Regions from separate parts of the Homo sapiens genome. Here region 2 is linked to region 1. Evidence: chromatin contacts called from ENCODE Hi-C or POLR2A ChIA-PET data. All regions are on one chromosome and are shown on one strand. Each heading gives the region's core, a stretch centred on a gene start or an enhancer-like site at or near the end of the contact. The rest is flanking DNA. Distances are from core to core; before and after follow the strand shown. Region 1 has its middle 49 kb from the start of PLCG2. Region 2 holds the start of BCO1 (beta-carotene oxygenase 1).

Region 1 (4,990 bases), core at 1,528-4,027:
AAATGATCATACAAATCATTTTCCTTTTTGTTTTGCATTCTATTTTGTTTTTAATGGACACTGTAAACCAAAAATAAAATTGTAAGGCCCTGCAACCTTCTGAATGGACCCCTCCTCTAGGCCAAGGACATTCTAGAATGAACCTGAAAATCTAGTTCAGGCCGTCATGGAAGAGGGGGTTGGACATTTCTTATTATACCCTCCAGCTTTAACACAGACCTTAAGTCTGATAAGAAACATTTACAATCTATTCTCTCTGAAGCCTGTTACGTGAAGGCACCATCTGCATGATAACACCTTGGTCTCTACAACCCATATGGCAACTCAGACCTTTTCTTTTCTTTTCTTTTCTTTTCTTTTCTTTCTTTCTTTCTTTCTTTCTTTCCTTCCTTCTTTCCTTCCTTCCTCCATCCCTCCCTCCCTCCCTTTCTTTCTGTCTTTCTGTCTTTCTCCTTCCTTCCTTTTTTTTTTTTTTTGAGACAGAGTCTCTCTCTGTCGCCCAGGCTGGAGTGCAGTGGCGCCATCTCGGCTCACTGCAAGCTCCGCCTCCTGGGTTCACGCCATTCTCCTGCCTCAGCCTGCCGAGTAGCTGGGACTACAGGTGCCTGCCACCATGCCTGGCTAATTTTTTTGTATTTTTAGTAGAGACGGGGTTTCACTGTGTTAGCCAAGATGGTCTTGATCTCCTGACCTCATGATCAGCCTGCCTCGGCCTCCCAAAGTGCTGGGATTACAAGCGTGAGCCACCACGCCCGGCTGTCTTTCTTTCTTTCTTCCTTCCTTCCTTTCCGTGAGCCAGCATGCCCTTCCTCCCTCCTCCCTCCCTCCCTTCCTTCCTTCCTTCCTCTCTCTCTCCTTCCTTCCTTCCTCCCTGCCTTTCTTTCCTTCCTTCCCTTCCTTCCTTCTTTTCTTCCTTTCTTTCCTTCCTTCCTTTCTTCCCTCCCTCTCTTTCCTTCTTTCCTTCCTTCCTTCCTTTCTTTCTCTTTCTTTCTTCACAGGGTCTCACTGTGTTGCCCAGGCTGGACTGCAGTGGCATGATCTTGTCTTACTGTAACCTCCACCTCCCAGGTTCAACCCACCTCAACCTGCCAAGTAGCTGCAGTTACAGGCATGTGACCCCACACCTGGCTAATTTTTGTATTTTTAGTAGAGATGGGGTTTTACCATGTTGTGCAGGCTGGTCTCGAACTCCTGACCCCAAGTGATCCACTCACCTCAGCCTCCCAAACTGCTGAGATTACAGGCGTGAGCCACGGCACCCGGCCACGACTCAGACATTTCTTACTACCGATAATAACTTTTCAACCAATTGGCAATCAGAAAAATTTACATCCATCTACAACCTGGAAGGCCCTGCACACTTTGAGTTGTCCCACGCTTCCAGATGGAACCAATGTCAGTCTTACACATATTGACGTATTACGCCTCCCTAAAATGTATAAAAACAAGCTGTACCTTGACCTCCTTCGACACATTCAGGATCTCCTGAGGCTGTGTCACCGGCACGTCCTTAAACTTGGCAAAATAAACTCTCTAAATTGATTGAGCCCTGTCTCAGATACTTTGGGGTTCACAATACTTGGCAATGGTACATATTTATGGTTTCCATACATGTATACATTGTGTAATGATCAAATCAGGGTAACCAGCAAATCCATCACCCCAAACCTTGATCATTTCTTTGTGGTGAGAACATTCAGACGTCTCTTGTCGCTGTTTGGAAACACACACCACGTTATTGTTAACTGTCCTCACCCTGGGGACAGCAAGGAGGGCCGAAAGGAAGTGCAGGCTGCTGTGAGCGCCTTCAAGAGGGGGCAGCACTGAGCTCACCTGCGAGCCTAGGCCTGGAGAGCAGCTGGAGTCTCCAGCCCGAGGGGAGGCGGAGGAGGAAACTGCCTTGCAGGCAGAGGGAAGAGCATGTGCGGAGGCCCCGAGGCAGAGCCTGGCAATTCGTCGGCGGAACAGATGCTGGAAGTGGGGAGGAGGAGGAGGAGGAACAGGAGGAGGTACGGGGGTCTGGGCCGCTGTAGAGAGCCGAGGCCTCTGAAGTCTCAGCACTAGGGCAGTGGGAAGCTGTTACAGGGTAGACGCCCGGGATGTGGGAGGGGCTATATGATAATCTGGGAGGTTTTTTGTTTTTTTTTTTTTTTTTTTTTGAGATGGAGTTTTGCTCTTGTTGCCCAAGCTGGAGTGCAATGGCGTGATCTCGGCTCACCGCAACCTCCGCCTCCCGGGTTCTAGTGATTCTTCTGCCTCAGCCTCCCGTGTAGCTGGGATTACAGGCATGCGCCACCATGCCCAGCTAATTTTTGTACTTTTAGTAGAGACGGGGGTTTCACCTTGTTGGTCAGGCTGGTCTCGAACTCCCGACCATAGATGATGCGCCCGCCTTGGCCTCCCAAAGTGCTGGGATTGCAGGCGTGAGCCACTGCGCCCGGCCTGGGAGTTGTTCTGTATTGTGGAGTAAAGGGAGGCAGAGGTGAAGCCATCGAGAGAGCAGCGAGCTCATCGCTCCCCACATTCTATTAAAATGCACATTCTCCCGGGAGGGGGTTTCCAGTTAATGAAACAGGAAGCGAGGTCTGTTGAGCTTGCAACCAGCTGAGAGCAATTTGAGGACAAAAGGGAAGGGCGGGAAGAAGCGGGATCTCGGGAAGGTGGCAGGCAGGTGAGAGCCTGGCTGGCCCGTTCACGCCTGTCTGCCCCTGGTGGCCAGGACGGGAAGGTCAGAGGACAGGGTCGGAGGCGCCAACGCTCCTGGGGTCCCAGCTGCTGCAGATCCGGGCTGGGGCTGGGCCTGGCCGCTGCTGGGGGCGGGAGGCAATTCCCAGCCCCGGGCCGGTGACGTCAACGTTGTCATGGAGACCCGGCTTCCCTGCCCAGCGTTGCAGCTGCGGGAGCCCGGGCTGGGAGGCTCTGTGAGGCTGAGGGAAGCAGAGGGCACAGACCTGGGTCCTGCAGGCGGTGGCTCCACCTAAGAGCACAACCCTGCCAGAGGCAGGATGCCCAGAATGGGCGGGGCTCCCTGCTGCACCCAGCCCGCCCCGACCCTTGCCGCCCAGACGTGGCTTCGGCCTTGCGCTGGCTCCTGGGGTAGCGGATGGGGAACCCCCTGAGATGGGGGCCCAGGCTTCCCCACCTTGGGGTCCAGGGACTGCCCTCTCAGGGGCGGACTCAGTCCCCAATCTGGAAGTTGTCTTGGCATAAGAGTGTTCTGGCATGCTCCTGTCGTCGTCCCCTTAACAGGAGTGTTTCCGGACCAAACTGAGGGTGGGGCTGCTTATTCTCGCGGCCCAATAACGAGATGCAGATGAACGGGGAAAGGAAGGAGTTGATTTCTGTAACCGGGTGCAGGGAGAAGGCCTGGAAATTATCCCCAGACCAACTCAAAATTACAAAGTTTTCCAGAGATTATGTACCTTCTAAGCTATATGTCTACGTCTGAGTGTGTATTCATCTAAAGACATAAGTGATTAACTTCTTTCTTTCTTTCTTTTTTTTTTTTGGAGACGGAGTTTCACTCTGTCACCCAGGCTGGAGTGCAGTGCACTGCAGTTCACTGCAACCTGTGCCTCCTGTGTTCAAGCAATTCTCCTGCCTCAGCCTCCTGAGTAGCTGGGATTACAGGCATGCACCACCCCGCCCAGGCTAATTTTTCTATTTTTAGTAGAGACAGGGTTTCACCATGTTGGTCAGGCTGGTCTCGACCTTCTGATCTTGTGATCCAACCACCTGGGCCTCCCAAAGTGCTGGGATTACAGGCTTGAGCCACCATGCCTAGCCGTGATTAACTTCTATAACTAAGGTCTGAGTCCTGAAGCTCTTCCTCTGGAGCCTCAGTAAATTTATTTAATCTAAATGGGTCCAGGTGCTGCGGTGATTACCCTTATCTTGTCTCCTGCTAAATCATGGGGGTTTGGGGAGTTCCTTCAGACCCCCAATAAACTTGCCTGTGGAGGCCTGGGGAGTTATTTCAGACCCCCAGTAAAACTTGTTTAATCCTAAACAGGTCCTGTTAAGAATTCCTTCGTTATCCTGTCATGCTTCAAGGCCCAGGAAAGGCCCAGGCAAAACTCTTGGTGGGCTTTTGTGACATTCCAGCCTTTGTAGAAGGGCACTGGCTCTCTCAGCTATTAATGTTTCACTGAACTACTCGGTCAGTGCCGAAGCCGTTGTGATGAAGCCTGCGTTAGTGAGACCCGGCCTGCACAGGAGCACATGAAGAGGGAACCAGAAGCCTCTTACTGACCTCCTTCCACTCCCCCCGTTCTGTTTCCAATGCCTATTCACTAAGGAACATTGACCGAGCCCCTCCTTGTGCCAAGCAGTGTCCTGAATGCTTTATGAGGTCACGGAATCCTCCCTGTGGCCCCAGGACCTACAAGGGACATTTTGGAAGCCGCTGGTTTATTTATTGTTGAGCACATATGTGTTCACACATGTGTTCCCTGGAGCACATGTGTGAAATGGTGTTCTTCTTGGCGCTATGGACTGCTCTGTCAAATCTTTCCAGTTTGTTTTTTTAATAGATGTATTTTTTGTTTTTGGAGACAGGGTCTCACTCTGTCACCCAGGCTGAGGTGCACTGGCACCATCATAGCTCACCGCACCCTCCACCTCCTGGGCTCAAGTGATCCTCCCACATCAGCCTCCTGAGTAGCTGGGACTACAGGCCAGTGCTACCATGCCTATTTTTAAATTTTTTATAGAGACGGGGTCTCACCACGTTGCCCAGGCTGGTTTCAAACTCCTGGCCTTCAGTGATCCTCCTGCCTTGGCTTCTTAAAGCACTGGGATTACAGGTGTGAGCCGCCATGCCTGGGCTTTTCCAGTTTCTTAAAATACCTTTAGTAGCACAAAGTCAGTCTAAGCTAGTTAAGACTTTGGCCTCAAAACTCAGTTCACGTTTCCTTCAGCCCCTCCCTTTTCTGAGCACCTGCCTCATTTTGCTGGGGTTGCCCTTGTCCTCCGTAGGCCATTGCTGCTT
Region 2 (4,990 bases), core at 1,568-4,067, 490 kb before region 1:
GAGGTCTTACTGGAAAGGTGGTTCATAGGGAAATGCCCTCTAAGAGAATGGGAGGAAAAGGTAAAGGCATTGTTTGGTAACTGTCTGAGACCAGGTGCTTTTGCTAGACCCTATACAATAGGCTTGAGGTGCTAATATCGTTATGCCTCACTTTATAGTTGAAAAAAAGGAGGCTCAAAGAGGGTAGAATGGCCCAGACACACAGAAAATGGACGAGCTGGCCAGGCGCGATGGCTCACGCCTCTAACCCCAGCACTTTGGGAGGCCAAGGCGGGTGGATCACTTGAGGTCAGGGGTTTCAGAGCAGCCCGGCCAATATGGTGAAACCCCATCTCTACTAAAAATACAAAAATTAGCTGGGGATGGTGGCAGGCACCTGTAATCCCAGCTGCTTGGGAGGATAAGGCAGAAGAATCGCTTGAACCCGGAAGGCAGAGACTGCAGTGAGCCAAGATCACGCCACTGCACTCCAGCCTGGGTGACAGAACGAGACTCCATCTCAAAAAATATAAAAGGATGAGCTGCAATTTTTTTTTTTCTGAGTTGGAGTCTCACTCTGTCACCCACGCTGGAGTACAGTGGCACCATCTTGGCTCACTGCAACCTCCACCTCCTGGTTTCAAGTGATTCTCCTGCCTCAGCCTCTTGAGTAGCTGGGATTACAGGTGCCCATCACCATGCCCAGCTAATTTTTGTATTGTATTTTTAGTAGAAACGAGGTTTCACCATGTTGGCCAGGTAGGTCTTGAACTCCTGACCTCAGGTGATCTGCCTGCCTTGGCCTCCCAAAGTGATGGGATTATAAGCATGAGCCACCATGCCTAGCCAATCAGCTATAATTTAAATTTAGTTTCAACTCAGGCATGTAGCATCTTTCCTCTGGGTCAGGTCTTCTCAACTCCTGCTGCACACATGTAGGTACTTTTTATTATTTTTTTAATTATTATTATTATTTTGAGACGGAGTCTTGCTCTGTCGCCCAGGCTAGAGTGCAGTGGCGCGATCTCGGCTCACTGCAAGCTCTGCCTCCTGGGTTCACGCCATTCTCCTGCCTCAGGCTCCCGAGTAGCTGGGACTACAGGCACCTGCCACCACGCCCGGCTAATTTTTTGTATTTTTAGTAGAGACGGGGTTTCACGGTGTTAGCCAGGATGGTCTTGATCTCCTGACCTCGTGATCCGCCCGCCTCTGCCTCCGTATGTTTTATTTTTGAGATAAGGGCTTGCTTTGTTGCCCAGGCTGGAGTCCAGTGCTGCTATCACAGTTCACTGCAGCCTCAACCTCCCAGACTCAAGTGATCCTCCCACCTCAGCCTCCCAAGTAGTTGGGACTACAGGCACGCACCACCATGCCCAGCTAATTTTTTTTGGTAGAGACGGAGCCTCAATATGTTGCCTAGGCTGGTCTTAATTCCTGGGCTCAAGTGATCCTCCCGCCTTGGCCTCCGAAAGTGCTAGGATTACAGGTGTGAGCCACTACACCCGGCCAACATAAAAAAAAAAAACTGATGGCTGAGATCCACCTTCAGAGATTCTGCGTCAGTGGGTCTGGAGTGAGGCCCAGCACTGATACATTTAGTACTGCCAATCAGGTGATTCCAATGTGTGCCAGGGCGGAAGCACAGCCAGACCACACAGCTGTCAGGAATGAACGGCCCAAGGTGCTGGCATGTGCTCTCAGCCCAGACCGGACCATCATTATTCTCAGCTGGGTTGCATAAAGGCCAGTGCCACTGCCTTTTCTTACTCTACCCACAGAGCAAATGACTGGTTCTTTCTTTAAGCAAAATACGTTAAGATGAGTTCATTAACTTCAATCAGTGCATATAGCAAGTTGAATACGAATTTCAGGCAATGGCAACACACGAAGATACACGAATAATAGGGAAGCTCAGATCAAATTCAGGCATTGTTTTGCCCTCTTGATAGGCCAGGAAGTTGAAGTTTCTTTTTAACTATTCTGTTTACTTATTTATTTTTTGAGACAGAGTCTCACTCTGTGGCCGAGGCTGGAGTGCAGTGGTGCCATCTCAGCTTACTGCAATGTCTGCCTCACAGGTTCAAGCGATTTTCCTGCCTCAGCCTCCTTAGCATCTGGGATTGCAGGCGTCTTCCACCACGCCTGGATAATTTTTGTATTTTTAGTAGAGACAGGATTTCGCCGTGTTGGCCAGGCTGGTCTCGAACTCCTGACCTCAAGTGACCCGCCAACCATGGCCTCCCAAAGTTCTGGGATTACAGGCATGAGCCACCACTCCTGGCCCGTCTTTTTTACTATTCTTTATAGTTTCTGAGAAAAGCCTTTGGTTCCCGTTCGTTATTTTTTAAATAGGTACATGAAACATTTTATGTCTCCTTCTTCCAAAAAGAAAATAATGAATTAAGTGGCTCTTTATGTATGATTATTAGAGGGGAGCATCGGGGCCTTTACTAAAAACAAAACAAAATGTAAAACCTTTCCCGTCTCTGCTGAAGGGGTTCCCTGCTGTGCAGCAGACATTCAGTGATCACAGAGCTTAGCTCAAGTTTCTCCTAATTCCCAGCACCTCTGATTCCCAGCATCTCTTCTTGTTCTGATCATAAACAACTCCAGCTCTTGGATTACGTCGGGCAACATAACAGCAGGCACGGAATTCTCTCTGCTTATTTAGAACCTAGTCTGAAGCAAGCTTTTTTTTTTTTTTGGTTAAGTCAAAAGTGAAACTGGAGAGGGAAAGCTGAGGGAACAATAAGAGGATTAAAGATTAGCTATGACACATGGCTTGGAAATTAACCTTTAACCAAACATCTTATAAGTAACGCCAGCGCAGCTTCCCTTGTGAATGTAAAGAGATCCAGGGCTCTTGGAGAGGGACAAGTGAGAGCCAGCCAAAAAGGAAAAAGCAAAGGCAGAAACGGCATCAGGAGAGACAGAGATGTGAAGGAGGGAAGGAGCAGGAGAGCAGGAAGGAAACGCAGGAGGAGGGAGCAGCATCTCCTGTGAACACAGAGGAGCACCTGTTTGCTGTTAAAATCGATCTCCCTCGGCACCCTGAGCAATGGATATAATATTTGGCAGGAATAGGAAAGAACAGCTGGAGCCTGTGAGGGCCAAAGTGACAGGTGAGCATTCTGATAAACACTGGGCTCTTTCTTCTATTTATTTTATTATTTTTTTTTTTTTTGAGGCGGAGTCTCGCTCTGTCGCCCGGGCTGGAGTCCAGTGGCTTGATCTCGGCCCACTGCAACCTCTGCCTCCTGGGTTCAAACGATCCTCCCACCACAGCCTCCCGAGTAGCTGAGATTACAGGCACCCACCACCAAGCCCGGCTAATCTGTGTGTTTTTAGTAGAGACGGGGTTTCAGCATGTTGGCCAGGCTGGTCTCGAACTCCTAGCCTCAAGTGATCCACCCACCTCGGCCTCCGAAAGTGCTAGGATTACAGGGGTGAGCCACTGCACCTGGCTTCTTCCTTGTGTTTAGATGGACACTATTTTTTCCTGATGATATAAGTAATACTAATTGTAAATTACTTTTGGAAAGTCTGGAAAACAGTACAGAGAGGGGACACATTTTCTGTGAAAATCTAGGTATTCTTTTACACATTATAACTCCGTTTGCAAAGGGAGGAGAGTCAGTCTCACTGTTCCCAGGAAAAAAGCATTGGAATGCCCCAGTGGGTACATAGACAATGGGATTAATCTGCAAACTGCTGCCTGTCTCAGATGCATGATGTATTTGTGCAAATGTATGCATTCTAAATTAGTTTCAAAATGCTTAGAGGGGCGTGCATGAGCTCCCACGCATGCACATCCACCACGCACACTTGCAGGGGATTGCAGAGTCTGATGTGATTTTCTCTCAGGAACTCACAGGTGTGAGCTCCTGCAGAGCCTATAGGAGTAGGACCTTCTATCCTTTAGAGGCTCTGTGTTTCGCTTAATCTTTTATATCTCTTTTTCCTCCTCTTTTGAGTTGCCACTTTCCTGGTACCATTTCGACTCTAAAGGGCAGTTCCTGGTTCTGGACTCCCGGGTCCCCAGAGTGGTGCTCGCTCAGTTTTAAGAACAGCTGAGTCAGCTCAGGCCTGCAGGCATTTTCATCTGCTAGATGGACTGGAATTGTTCATAAGGAGAGGACAACTGTGAGTGATTTTCGTGAGAACATCAGATTGAAGCTTTTCAACTGAGCAATTGCCTTGGGAGTCTTTTGAAACAAAAAAAAAATAGCTTTTATGTATATATTTTCCTGGTTACAAAGGTAAGGCACAATCTATAGCTATCAATCTGTATATATATATAGCTGTATGTATATTAAATTATATATAAATTAATTAGGAGTGCAAATGAGAACATGGAAGGAAATAAAATCAGCTGTATTTTGAAATCTCTTAACCACTATTAATATTTGGGTCTATTTCCTTTAACTTTTTAAAACATAGGTAGATCAATTGATAGATTACTATATTTGTAAACAGTTTTTCAAAAAGCAAATGTATACTATTACATTTTTATTTTTTTTCTCAATTTGACTGTTCATCTGTACATATTTTATTTTTTAAAAAGACACCCCACGGCCAGGTGCGGTGGCTCACGCCTGTGGTCCCAGCACTTTCGGAGGCCAAAGAGGGTGGATCACTTGAAGCCAGGAGTTTGAGACCAGCCTGGCTAACATGGCGAAATCCCTCTCTACTAAAAATACACAAATTAGCCAGGGGTGGTGGCATGCACCTGTAGTCCCAGCTACTCAGGAGGATGAGGTAGTAGAATTGCTTGAACCCCGGAGGCAGAGGTTGCAGTGAGCTGAGATCGTGCCACTGCACTCTGGCCTTGGCAAGAGTGAGACCCTGTCTCAAAAATAAATAAATAAAAAAAAACCAGGCACCCCAGCCTGGCCAACCTGGTATGGTGAAACACTGTCTTTATTATTTGGTTGGTGCAAAAATAATCGCGGTTTTTGCCATTACTTTCAATGCATTTAATTTTAATTTTTTTTTTTTTTTGAGAAGGAGT

Evidence for each region. Hi-C counts contacts between places; a loop is a spot of excess contacts on that map. ChIA-PET counts read pairs that join two places held with the same protein, here RNA polymerase II (POLR2A). Pooled maps may share reads with other maps.
Region 2: a pooled map shows a loop between it and region 1 (2.0-fold over the local background). The contact joins the promoter of BCO1 here to the enhancer-like site in region 1. A Hi-C loop is called at or near these places in 1 of 37 single-sample maps with no recorded cell type and 2 of 50 pooled maps. POLR2A ChIA-PET finds 5 or more read pairs at or near these places in 2 of 52 experiments (H1 and activated T-cell).

The regions. Positions count from the first base shown.
Region 1 is chr16:81,727,719-81,732,708 of GRCh38, forward strand. No RefSeq gene overlaps it. Among named protein-coding and RNA genes, the nearest start is that of PLCG2, 49 kb to the right of the region's middle. Within about 2 kb of position 2,778, at least 28 of the 41 ENCODE cell types and tissues checked have a DNase peak (open chromatin) inside an H3K27ac peak, as active enhancers do.
Region 2 is chr16:81,235,872-81,240,861 of GRCh38, forward strand. It overlaps BCO1 (beta-carotene oxygenase 1), which reads left to right and starts at 2,818. Exons shown (of 11, transcript NM_017429.3): 1 at 2,818-3,101. The coding sequence starts at 3,038.